Regions from separate parts of the Homo sapiens genome. Here region 1 is linked to region 2. A link is an interaction called in ENCODE POLR2A ChIA-PET data of the cell type or tissue named here. Cell type or tissue: PC-3. All regions are shown on one strand. Each heading gives the region's core, and the rest is flanking DNA. Links, peaks and the distances in the headings are about the cores only.

Region 1 (5,377 bases), core at 323-5,322, 160 kb after region 2:
CTTGAGGTCAGGAGTTCAAGACCAGCCTGGCCAACATGGCAAAACCCCGTCTCTACTAAAAATACAAAATTAGCCGGGCGTGGTGGTGCCAGCCTGTAATCCCAGCTACTCAGGAGGCTGAGGCAGGAGAATCATTTGAACCTGGGAGGTGGAGGTTGCAGCGAGCCAAGGTCTCGCCACTGCACTCTATCCTGGATGACACAGTGAGACTCTGTCTCAAAAAAAAAAAAAATTAAAGAAAAGAAAGTGCATGTTAAACCCACAATGACATACCTCCACACAGTCATAAAATGGTCAAACTTAAAGACTTCCAATGTCAAGTGTTGATCAGCATTGGAGCAACTTAAACTCTCACATACTACTGCAGGGAGTACAAAGTACAGCCACTTTGGAAAGCAGATTGGAGGCCAGGTGCGGTGGCTCATGCCTGTAATCCTAGCACTTTGGGAGGCTGAAGTGGGCGGATCACCTGAGGTCAGGAGTTCGAGACCAGCCTGGTCCAACATGGTGAAACCCCATCTCTACTAAAAATACAGAAATTAGGCGGGTGTGGTGGTGTGCGCCTGTAATCCCAGCTACTCGGGAGGCTGAGGCAGGAGAATCTCTTGAACCCGGGAGGCGGAGGTTGCAGTGAGCCGAGATCACGCCACTGCACTCCAGCCTGGGTGACAGAGTGAGACTCCATCTCAAAAAGATAAAAAGAAAGAAAGAAAAGAAAGCAGATTGGCAGCTTCTTACCAACTTAAACATACAGTCCCCTTGAAACCCAGTAATCCCACACATATTTATTCAAAAGAAACGAAAACATGTGTCCATACACAGACTTGTATTTAAATGTTAAAAGCAGCTTTACTCATAATAGCCCAGAACTGCATATGTCCCAGAGCTCATCAACAGGTAGACAGTTAAACAAACCGAGGTGTGAGCATGCAATGGAATGAAATATTACTCGCAATAAAAAATCCACCGTTGACATGCACAACGGCATGGGTGGCCCTACAGAGTGTTGAGCTGAGAGAAGGCAGACACGAACGACGGCTCTGCTAGAAATCCACTACCACACGAGTCACTGCGACACACAGCAGCTTAAAACAGTGTTTATCATCTCAGCTTTTGTAGGTCTGGGTCCCGGCTCAGTCTCCCTTACAAAGCTGCAGTCCGACGTCAGCCAGGGTCACGGTCACCTCCAGGCTCAGCTGTGGCAGCATCCCAGGGTGGCTGTTGGAGTGAGTTCCCTGCTGTCTTGGGGGTGGTGGAGGGGTCTGGCTCTCATGGCTGCCTTCAGTTCCTGGCCCATGAACCTCCCCACCTCAGCAGCAACCCAGCACTGGCTTCATCAAAGTGAGTAGGGGCGACAGTGCCCTGAGACCTGAATCACGGCATTTTATAAATGAATCTCAGGATGCCTCATCACTCTTTTTATTTAACTTTTATTTTTTTTCAAGATGGTGTCTAGCTCTGTCACCCAGCCTGGAGTGCAGTGGCACGATCTCAGCTCACTGCAATCTCTGCCTCCCAGTTCTCCTGCCTCGGCCTCCTGAAGAGCTGGGATTACAGGCGTGTGCCACTGTGCCCGGTTGATTTTTGCATTTTAGTAGAGATGGGGTTTTACCATGTGGGCCAGCTGGTCTCGAACTCCTGACCTCAAGTGATCCGCCCACCTTGGCCTCCCAACGTGCTGGGATTACAGGTATGAGCCACTGCACCCTGCCTTTTTATTATTTGTTTTAGAAACTGGGTCTCAGTCTGTTGCCCAGGTTGGAGTGCAGTGGTGCGATCACGGCTCACTGCAGTCTCCACCTCCTGGGTTCAAGCGATCCTCCCACCTCAGCCTCTGGAATACCTGGCTAACTTTTTTTCTGTAGAGACAGGGTCTCCCTATGCTACCCAGGCTGGTGTCAAACTCCTGGGCTCAGGAGATCCTCCCGCCTCAGCCTCCCACAGTGCTGGGATCACAGGTGTGGCCATCGTGCCCGGCCCATCACTCTTTATGGATGAGAACAACACACTGCTTGGTCCAGACGACATGTGAGGAGGAAGGCCACGCCACACCAGGGGTAGGGATCGTGGGGAGCCCTGGGAGAAGGCTGCCAACCCACCTTCCTGCTGGACGGTCCCGTTAATGAGCTGCCGCGAGTTCCATTCGCGGCCAGATCTTGTCTCCCCAGCAGCCCACTTTAGGCGTCTTCGTGCCGTTGCCTCAGTCGTGCTTGTATCTAAAAGTAGGACGTGTTTGTCACTTGATCGACAGCCCTTTTGTTAGAAACGTTACTTTGTGTTTAAGGTTTTCTATCGCACGAAATAATTCAAATTGCCACTTTAAAAAACATAGAACACGAGAATAGAATACCGACTTCTCCACATTAAAAACGAGTAATGGTTCTTGGATATCTATTTAACTCAAGTATAGAAAAAATGTTCTAAGCGGCCAAGCTGGGTTGTTCATTGGTTCTCAGGGCCTGGATGGCTAAAGACAGCTACTCAGCTAAGCGTGGTTTCCGACTGAACTGCATCCTTTGTTTCAGTAGACGGCCGGTCTCAGGCTGCTACACGTATTTTGCATTTGGTCGTTTCTGCCAAATTTCCTCTGCTTATCCACATGAACGGAGTCCGTCTGAAAATCACAGGATTAATAATTACCACCTAACTCGATAACGTTCTTCTCTGTGTCCCTGCCATTTTCTCTGTTTGGTGCATTTCCCCAGGAAAGTAACAGAACAACCTCACAAATACATCAGGAAGGAGGTTTAAATTTAGCGAGCGCCGTTTCCTCTCCCAGGTCCCGGTGACTCACCTCCACCTCCCAGGGCTGTCCTGCTGCTGCGGAGCTGCAGCAATGGACGGGGGCCAGCTCCCTGCCCACGCCTCGGACTCTAGGCCGTCCCTTCCCCTGCGCTGTGGGCATCTGAGCATCCGGCAAGGTGTCAGTCCAAAAGAAACAATGTAAGTGGGCTGCAGGCTGGCATCTGAATACCCACCTCAACCCGCAGACCACACTTCCGTGGCTTTCTGTGTGCTCCATAGGACATTGGTGTCCAGGGAAGAACCGAGTCAGTGACTCCCAGGGCTAACTAACGGGTAGGATGTTCATTCCTTCCAGAGCCAAAGGTGCACGTTCTGCTCCGTGCCATATGGGGAAAGTGTAACGCCTCCCAGCACTGAGCAGAAGGAAGAGGCAGCAGCTATTGCCCTGAGCACCCACCCAAAGGGCTCTGGATGGATCCTCCCCGATGGAGAAGCAGTTCCACGTGTCCAGGAAGCAGGAAGAGCGCTGTGAAGGAATACTGGGTGTGTAGGGATCAAGGGCTCTGGGTGTGAAGTCTGAGCTGCTTTCTCGTGACTGTTCCCACAATCTGGTGCTGGAGCCCCCTCGGTGTGCACTCTCAGTGGTGCCAAGACAAGGAGGTGGGTTTTGTTCAGGAGCCTGGGTAAGGAGCACACACCCCATCTCAAACGGGGAGACTTCCATTGATGGAGATCGGCCTTGTTACTGATTGTGAAAACCTCACCAGAGCCTCGTTCGGAGGGTGGGTTCTCCCACAGGACAGGAGATGGGGCATAACCTCCAGTATTCCCCAGAGAGCGGGCAGCCCAGGTCTCTGCAAAGTGGGTAGTCACTGTCAAACAAAACAACCTGAGACGCTTTCTAACAGAGTTCAGCACTTCTGACACTAAGAAAACCAATCACGACTCTCACCCTGTCATTTTGTAAAAGAAGAAAACAAAACTGGGAAATAACTTCGCTGAGGTCACACGGCCAGTTTGGAGCAGAGCTGGGACTGGCACCCAGACCTCTGACTCCTGGAGCTCTTCCCAGATTCTTGAAAGGGGCCAAGAAGTGAGCTGCTTCCATCTCATGGGCACAGAAACTCCCTGTCCTGGGGCTCACATCCACCAGGTGCCAGCCACACAGGCCCCAGTCACACAGGCCCCGGCTCCTGACCCCTGGGCCAGGCTGCTCCCCGGCTGGCCTTCCTGGTGCTGGCGTGGTCGGAGCTTCCCTGGGTGGAGGATGAGGCTAAGGAAGCCGACTGGTTATGCACATCACAATGGGATGGAAGTTCGGAAATGGCAACAAACTAATTCTCAAAAACCTTGAAAAAGAAATTATGAAAATTCCCGTTCTTCAGATCCAAACTGAAACATCAGTTAGGAGGCCGGGTGTGGTGGCTCACGCCTGTAATCCCAGCACTTTGGGAGGCCGATGTGGGCCGATCACTTGAGGTCAGGAGTTCGAGACCAGCCTGGCCAACATGGTGAAACCCTGTCTCTACTAAAAATACAAAAATTAGCTGGGCATGGTCGCAGGCGCCTGTAATCCCAGCCACTTGGGAGGCTGAGGCAGGAGAATTGCTTGAACCCAGGAGGTGGAGGTTGCAATGAGCTGAGATAGTGCCACTGCCCTCCGGCCTAGGCAACAAGAGCGAAACTCCATCTCAAAAACAAAAAAGAAAGAAAGAAAGAAAAAGAAAGAAAGAAAGAAAGACCAGTTAGGAACAATAAAGAATGGAAATGAAGTGTGCAGACTTCAAACCTTGCAGAAACCTGTGAATGATGGATGGGACATGCATTTGCCTCTAGGACTGAAGGAAGAGGAGACAATTTGATGCCACCAAACCACCAGATATTTGGCTAAGATGCCCGCCCAGCTTCAACTGACATACACACAACAGCACGACTTTCCAGCAAAAGTTCAACATTGGCTGGGCACGGAGGCTCATGCCTGCAATCTCAGCACTTTGGGAGGCCACGGGGGAGGATCCCTTGAGGCCAGGAGTTTGAGACCAGCCTGGGAAACATAGTGAGACCCCATCTCTACAAAAAATAGAAAATTATCTGGGTGCAGTGACATGCCTCTGTGGTCCCAGCTCCTCCAGAAGCTGAGGTGCAAGGATCCCTTGAACCCGGGAGGTGGAGGCTACAGTGAGCTGAGATCGTGCCACTGCACTCCAGCCTGGGCCACAGAGCAAGACCTTGTCTCTTAAAAGAAAAAGAAGAAAATTGAATGTTAATTTTATGCCCCAGATAATAGAGGAGCGTGAAGAAAATGGCAATAGGGTGTGGCTTATCCTGAATGAATCGGATCCAGTGAGTCAAGATCAACGCTGCTTCTCAGAGGTGATCAGCACCAAGATATCCTCAGATAAGCTCTTCGCAGATATTGAAGGGATTGCGACCATGAACCACTCTCACTGCTTAGTTCCAAAGCTCAGGAAGGAAAGACAGGGAGGGCGGGGCACTGTCCGGAGGCAGTGATGGCGTGCTGGCCGCAGTGGGTGCATGGACTTTGCAGATGTGGAGTCTGCACCTCCTCCTACATTTGCTGAGCACCTACTTCATCCAATACACCACCAAGGAGAAGACGGACAAGACCCCT
Region 2 (5,377 bases), core at 232-5,231:
AAATTCCTGGGCTCAAGTATCCTCCCATCTCAGTCTCCTGAGCAGCCAGGACTAAAGGCATGTGCCATCACACCTGGCTAACTTTTATATTTTCAGAGATGGGCTGGTCTCGCTACATTGCCCAGGCTGTTTTCAAACTCTCAGCCTCAAGTGATCCTCCTGCCACAACCTCCTGAATAGGGCTTTCTTTTTTTAAATTAGAGATGGGGTCTCGCTATGTTGCCCAGGCAGATCTCCAACTCCTGGGCTCAAGTGATCCTCCCACCTTGATCTCCTGAAGTGCTGGGATAACAGGCATAAGCCACTGCACTGGCCCGGAATTTCTTTCTTTCTTTTTTTGAGACAGAGTCTCGCTCTGTCGCCAGGCTGGAGTGCAGTGGCCTGATCTCAGCTCACTGCAACCTCCACCTCCTGGGTTCAGGTGATTCTCCTGCCTCAGCCTCCCGAGTAGCTGGGACTACAGGCACGCGCTACGACGCCCAGCTAACTTTTGTATTTTCAGTAGAGACAGGGTTTCACCATGTTGGCCAGGATAGTCTCCATCTCTTCACCTTGTGATCCGCCCGCCTTGGCCTCCCAAAGTGCTGGGATTACAGGCATGAGCCACTGCGCCTGGCCTAGAATTTCTTAATGTTCCTCTCTCCCCCTCCACAATCCCACCTAATGTAGCAATTAACAGTTTGGTGATATGTTGGGACAACCAAGAATGTAATTTCTGAAAACAGTTGATATTTCATTTAAAACAAAAAATATTATTAATTCAGAAGGCCCAAGAAAAAGGCTCTTGTACTGTTCACTCTTCTGAGGGAAGTATCCTACAAAACAGTAATACCGTAAAGACATTCAGGAGAGCCCAGGTATATGGAGAGCATACTCTGATTTTAATCACTTCAGGTATTTTCACCAGGTAATTAAATTCACTGTCCAATCACCTGTCTCAAAATCCTGCTGATTAATGAGAAGCCTTAATGGGAAATTTGGTATTAACTACATCTTTTAGGAAATCATTAATTCTAGAAATGGAAAATTAAAACTACTCCTGACTTCACTTTACCCCCACTTCAAAAGTCTACCCAGTCTAGCCAAGGTTCTCACTGGGAAGTGGGGAGAGGAGGAATATGAGAGGTCCCAAGGAAACTAAACTGGAAACGAGAAAGTGGAAAGAGGAACCAAGAACCCAGTCTCGGATGGCTCTTGGGGCTGGCTGGCTCCTCTCTCTCTCCTTCCAGTGTGCTTTCTCTGCTCCTCTGTGAATCTCTCTATTAACCAATCACTGTCATCTTGTACAGGGTTCAACGCAGCCTAGGATTCTAAATCACAGCAATCATCAAATGTCAGCCATGTCTCTGTCTCCAGAGTCTCCTCTGCACCAACTCACTCCCTCACTGTCTGCAGGCCAGGTGGCTGGTACACTGTGGAACTGGGGAGGATACAGCAAGTCCTGTGGGCAGCTGCCCTTGCCAAAGGGACAATGGGTGGAGTACCTGAGAAGGGAACATGGGTAGGCCAAGCAATGACGATATCTTTAACATGGGAACAAACTTCTCTACATGTGCACTTATAGCAGTACCCCCATATCTGAGAAGGACATGCTCCAAGACCCCCAGGGGATGCCAGATAAACTGTGGATAGTACCACACTTTATATAGACTACATTTTTTCCTTTATGCTGTATTTTTTCCTATACAAATGATAGGAACTTAATCCTGTAACAAAGTTTTATTTATAAATTAGGCACAGTAAGAAATTAACAATAATAACTAATAATCAAGCAGAACCACCATAACAACATACCGTAATAAAAGTTATGGGAATGTGGTCTCTCTCGTACTGTACCGTGATATTTTATGGTGCCATACCTCAAAAGACAAGGCCACGGGTACAGGGGCTACTGCAATTCTTCCCTCTGGCACTGCACTAGCTGAGGACATGCCACAAAGCAGCACACATGGATCCATAATGGAGAATCCAGAACAATTACAGTCCCCAAAACACACAAAATAAAAACACAACTGCACAGTCACTGGTGTTTTTTCTTTTCTTTAAAAGCATTCATGAATATCCCCACTGCCTTATCTGCCTACTATGTCAAAAACAGGAGAGAAGGCCATGGCCAGAATCATGGAACATCCAATAAAGGCAGTCACTTGTTATTCTGACAAGTCATTTGTTTTCAGTTCATCTGTCGCATCTGTCAAGAAAAACACAGACTGTCTTCTAAAAGTCCGTTTTTAACTATTTTATTTTTTTTCAATGACAAATTCCACTTGTACCATAGAAGCCATATTCTGCATGTTGGAGAGGCCCCTTTGTGGTCCCTCATCCCTGGGTTCTTCCTGGGCATCCTATGGCCTCCCCTCTGGTGACAGGCAGCACCCCGAAGACTTAATTTTGATTCTTAAAAAGGGACAGATCCCTCCTTCCACCCTTGTCCAGGTACTTCCAGAGGGTGGGTCCCCTTCTCATGGGAACATACTACCCCCACTCACCAGACCACAGTGATGAGTCCAGCCCAGACTGTGGGCCATGAAAGCCTAAGCTCCCAAAACAAACAAGATGCCAGGGACACTGCAGCCATCTCAGAGGACACCGAAAGACATTTTAAAGCCAAGGGAAGCACAGCAGAACATCAGCTGCTGGACACCAAGGGAGCCACAGCTCGAGGGGGTTCGTGCTCCAACAGCAGATGGAGCTACACCCTTCCCGATGACGTCACATCCTAATAAAGCCCTGTTTGCAGTGGCTGCTGTGATAAAAAAGCAAGCTCTGCATGAAATCAACATGGAACAGGAAACAAGGGGTGGGGTGGGACGGAGTCCAATCTGATTCTGAAGTTTGAGAAGCTGTACAACCCATTAGTAATTGTGGCTATTTAAAAATAAAATACAGTTTCCTTCAATTTATGGGTATTTATTTTCTTTTTTTTTTTTTTGGAGGCAGAGTTTCACTTGTTGCCCAGGCTGGAATGCAATAGCGCGATCTCAGCTCACTGCAACCTCCACCTCTCAGGTTCAATCAATTCTCCTGTCTCAGCCTCCCAAGTAGCCAGGATTAGAGGCATGCACCACAAAGCCCGGCTAATTTTTATATTATTAGTAGAGACAGGGTTTCACAATGTTGGCCAGGCTGGTCTCGAATTCCTGACCTCAAGTGATCCACCCGCCTGAGCCTCCGAAAGTGCTGGGCTTACAGGCGTGAGCCACCACGCCCCGACGGGGATTAGTTTTCAAATGGCTACCCTAACTTCCTAGGACATAAATAGTTAAACTGTTTAGATGGAAAGATTCAACAAAGGGCTGGGCGTGGTGGCTCATGTGAGCCTGTAATCCCAGCACTTTGAGAGCAGCCTGGGCAACAGAGGGAGATCCTGTCTCTTCAAACAAACAAAAAAATTCAATAAAGGGAATGTGAACTATGTATCGTGGCCTAAAGGCATTTGGAGACATAAAGGTGCCATGAATCTGCCCTCAGGGATGAGACGCCAACGGAGACTGATTGGCAGGAGTGGGGGAGGAAAGAAAATGTAAAGAAAGGGGGAGCAGGGTAAACTAAAGGAGAGAAAAGGGGAGAGGAAGGAGAAGTGGGGTGGGGGAGAGGGGTGGGAAAGAAGAGGGAGGCAGGCCGGGCGCGGTGGCTCACGCCTGTAATCCCAGCACTTTGGGAGGCCGAGAGGCGGGCAAATCAGGAGGTCAGGAGATCGAGATCGACCATCCTTGCCAACACGGTAAACCCCTGTTCTCTACTAAAAATACAAAAAAGGTGTAAGGAAGGGATCCATTTTCAGTTTTTGTTGTGGGGTGGGGGGAGAGGGGACGGAAAGCATTAGGAGATATACTTAATGTAAATGTAAATGACCAGTTAATAGGTACAGCACACCAACATGGCACATGTATACATATGTAACAAACCTGCACGTTGTGCACATGTACCCTAGAACTTAAAGTATAATAAAAAAAAAGTAAACAAAGAAGAAGTAAAAAATAGCAACCATAAAAAGGAATGAAAGCATGTCCTTTGCAGCAACATGGATGCAGCTGGAAGCCATTATCCTAAGTGAATTAACACAGCAACAAAAAACTGAATACCACATGTTCTCATTTATAAGTGGGAGCTAAACATCAGGGACTTGTGGACATAAAGATGGCAAAAATAGACAATGGGGACTATTAGACAGGGGCATGATAGAGGGTGGCAAGAGTTGGAAAACTGACTGTTGGGTACTATGCTTAGTACCTGGGTGATGGGATTACTCATACCCAAACTTGAGCATCATGCAATATAACCAGGAAATAAACCTGCACATGCAACCCTGAATCTAAAATAAAAGTTGAAAAAATTAGTCAAAAAATAAATAAATAAAAACAAACAAACAAAAAAAAATTAGCCAGTCGTGGTGGTGGGCGCCTGTAGTCCCAGCTACCTGGGAGGCTGAGGCAGGAGAACGGTGTCAACCTTGGAGGCGGAGCTTGCAGCGAGCCGAGATCACGCCACTGCACTCCAGCCTGGGCAACAGAGCAAGACTCCATCTCCAACAAAAAAAAAAAAAAAGAGGGAGGAAGAGTCCCCACAAACCAGCCTGTGGGCAACAGAGCAAGACTCTGTCTCAAAAAAAAAGAGGGAGGAAGAGTCCCCACAAACCGACCAGACTGCAGCTCAGCTCTAAATCCACCCCAAAAGCCTCACCTACTGCTCTGCCCCTCCACTTTGCAGTAAGCTGTAACACACTACACGCTCATCAAAAATGGGAACTGACACTTTGGGAGGCCGAGCCGGACAGATCGCTTGAGGTCAGGAGTTCGAGACCCGCCTGACCAACATGGCTAAACTCCATGTCTACTAAAAATACAAAAATTAGCTGGGCATGGTGGCACGAGCCTGTAGTCCCAGCTACTTGGGAGGCTGAGACAAGAGAATCCCTTGAACCCGGGAGGCAGAGGTTGCAGTAAGCCGAGATGCTGCCACTTGCACTCCAGCCTGGGCGACAGAGCGAGACTCTGTCTCACAAAAAAAAAAAAAAAAAAGGGAACTGACTTCCCAATCTTTGTGTCTCAGAACAAAACCCAGCACAGCTGCGCACAGTGGCTCATGCCCATAATCCCAATATTGTGGGAGGCTAAGGCAGGGAGACTGTTAGAAGCCAGGACTTGGAGCCCAGTCTGGGCAACATAAAGAGTCCTCATCTCCACACACACAAAAAAATTTTTTAAAAATTAACTGGACATGGTGGTGCACATCTGTAGCTGAGGCAGGAGGATCACTGAGCCTCAGAGGTCAAGGCTACAGCAAGTTATGATCCCACCGCTGCACTCCAGCCTGAGTGACAGAGCAAGACCCTGTGTACTGTCTCAAAAATAATAATAATAATAATAATAAAAAC

What was found. ChIA-PET counts read pairs that join two places held together with the same protein. Peaks named below come from ENCODE experiments on the same cell type or tissue, not always from the same donor. Only the 100,000 strongest peaks of a DNase experiment are listed, where the experiment ranks them.
Region 1: POLR2A ChIA-PET joins it to region 2 with 5 read pairs; 2 of 35 experiments call an interaction of 5 or more read pairs at or near these places.

What each region holds. Positions count from the first base shown.
Region 1 is chr1:2,012,387-2,017,763 of GRCh38, forward strand. It overlaps LOC105378589 (a long non-coding RNA gene), which reads right to left. Exons shown (of 2, transcript XR_001737844.3): 1 at 2,795-5,377; 2 at 812-2,614. Among named protein-coding and RNA genes, the nearest start is that of GABRD, 4.3 kb to the right of the region's middle. In PC-3, for the core only: no CTCF peak of the experiment used is centred there; no DNase peak of the experiment used is centred there.
Region 2 is chr1:1,856,108-1,861,484 of GRCh38, forward strand. All of the region lies in intron 1 of GNB1 (G protein subunit beta 1), which reads right to left. Among named protein-coding and RNA genes, the nearest start is that of GNB1, 32 kb to the right of the region's middle. In PC-3, for the core only: a CTCF peak has its summit at 2,652 (motif pointing right); DNase peaks (open chromatin) are centred at 2,714 and 3,324; H3K4me3 peaks cover 684 bases; H3K27ac peaks cover 2,417 bases.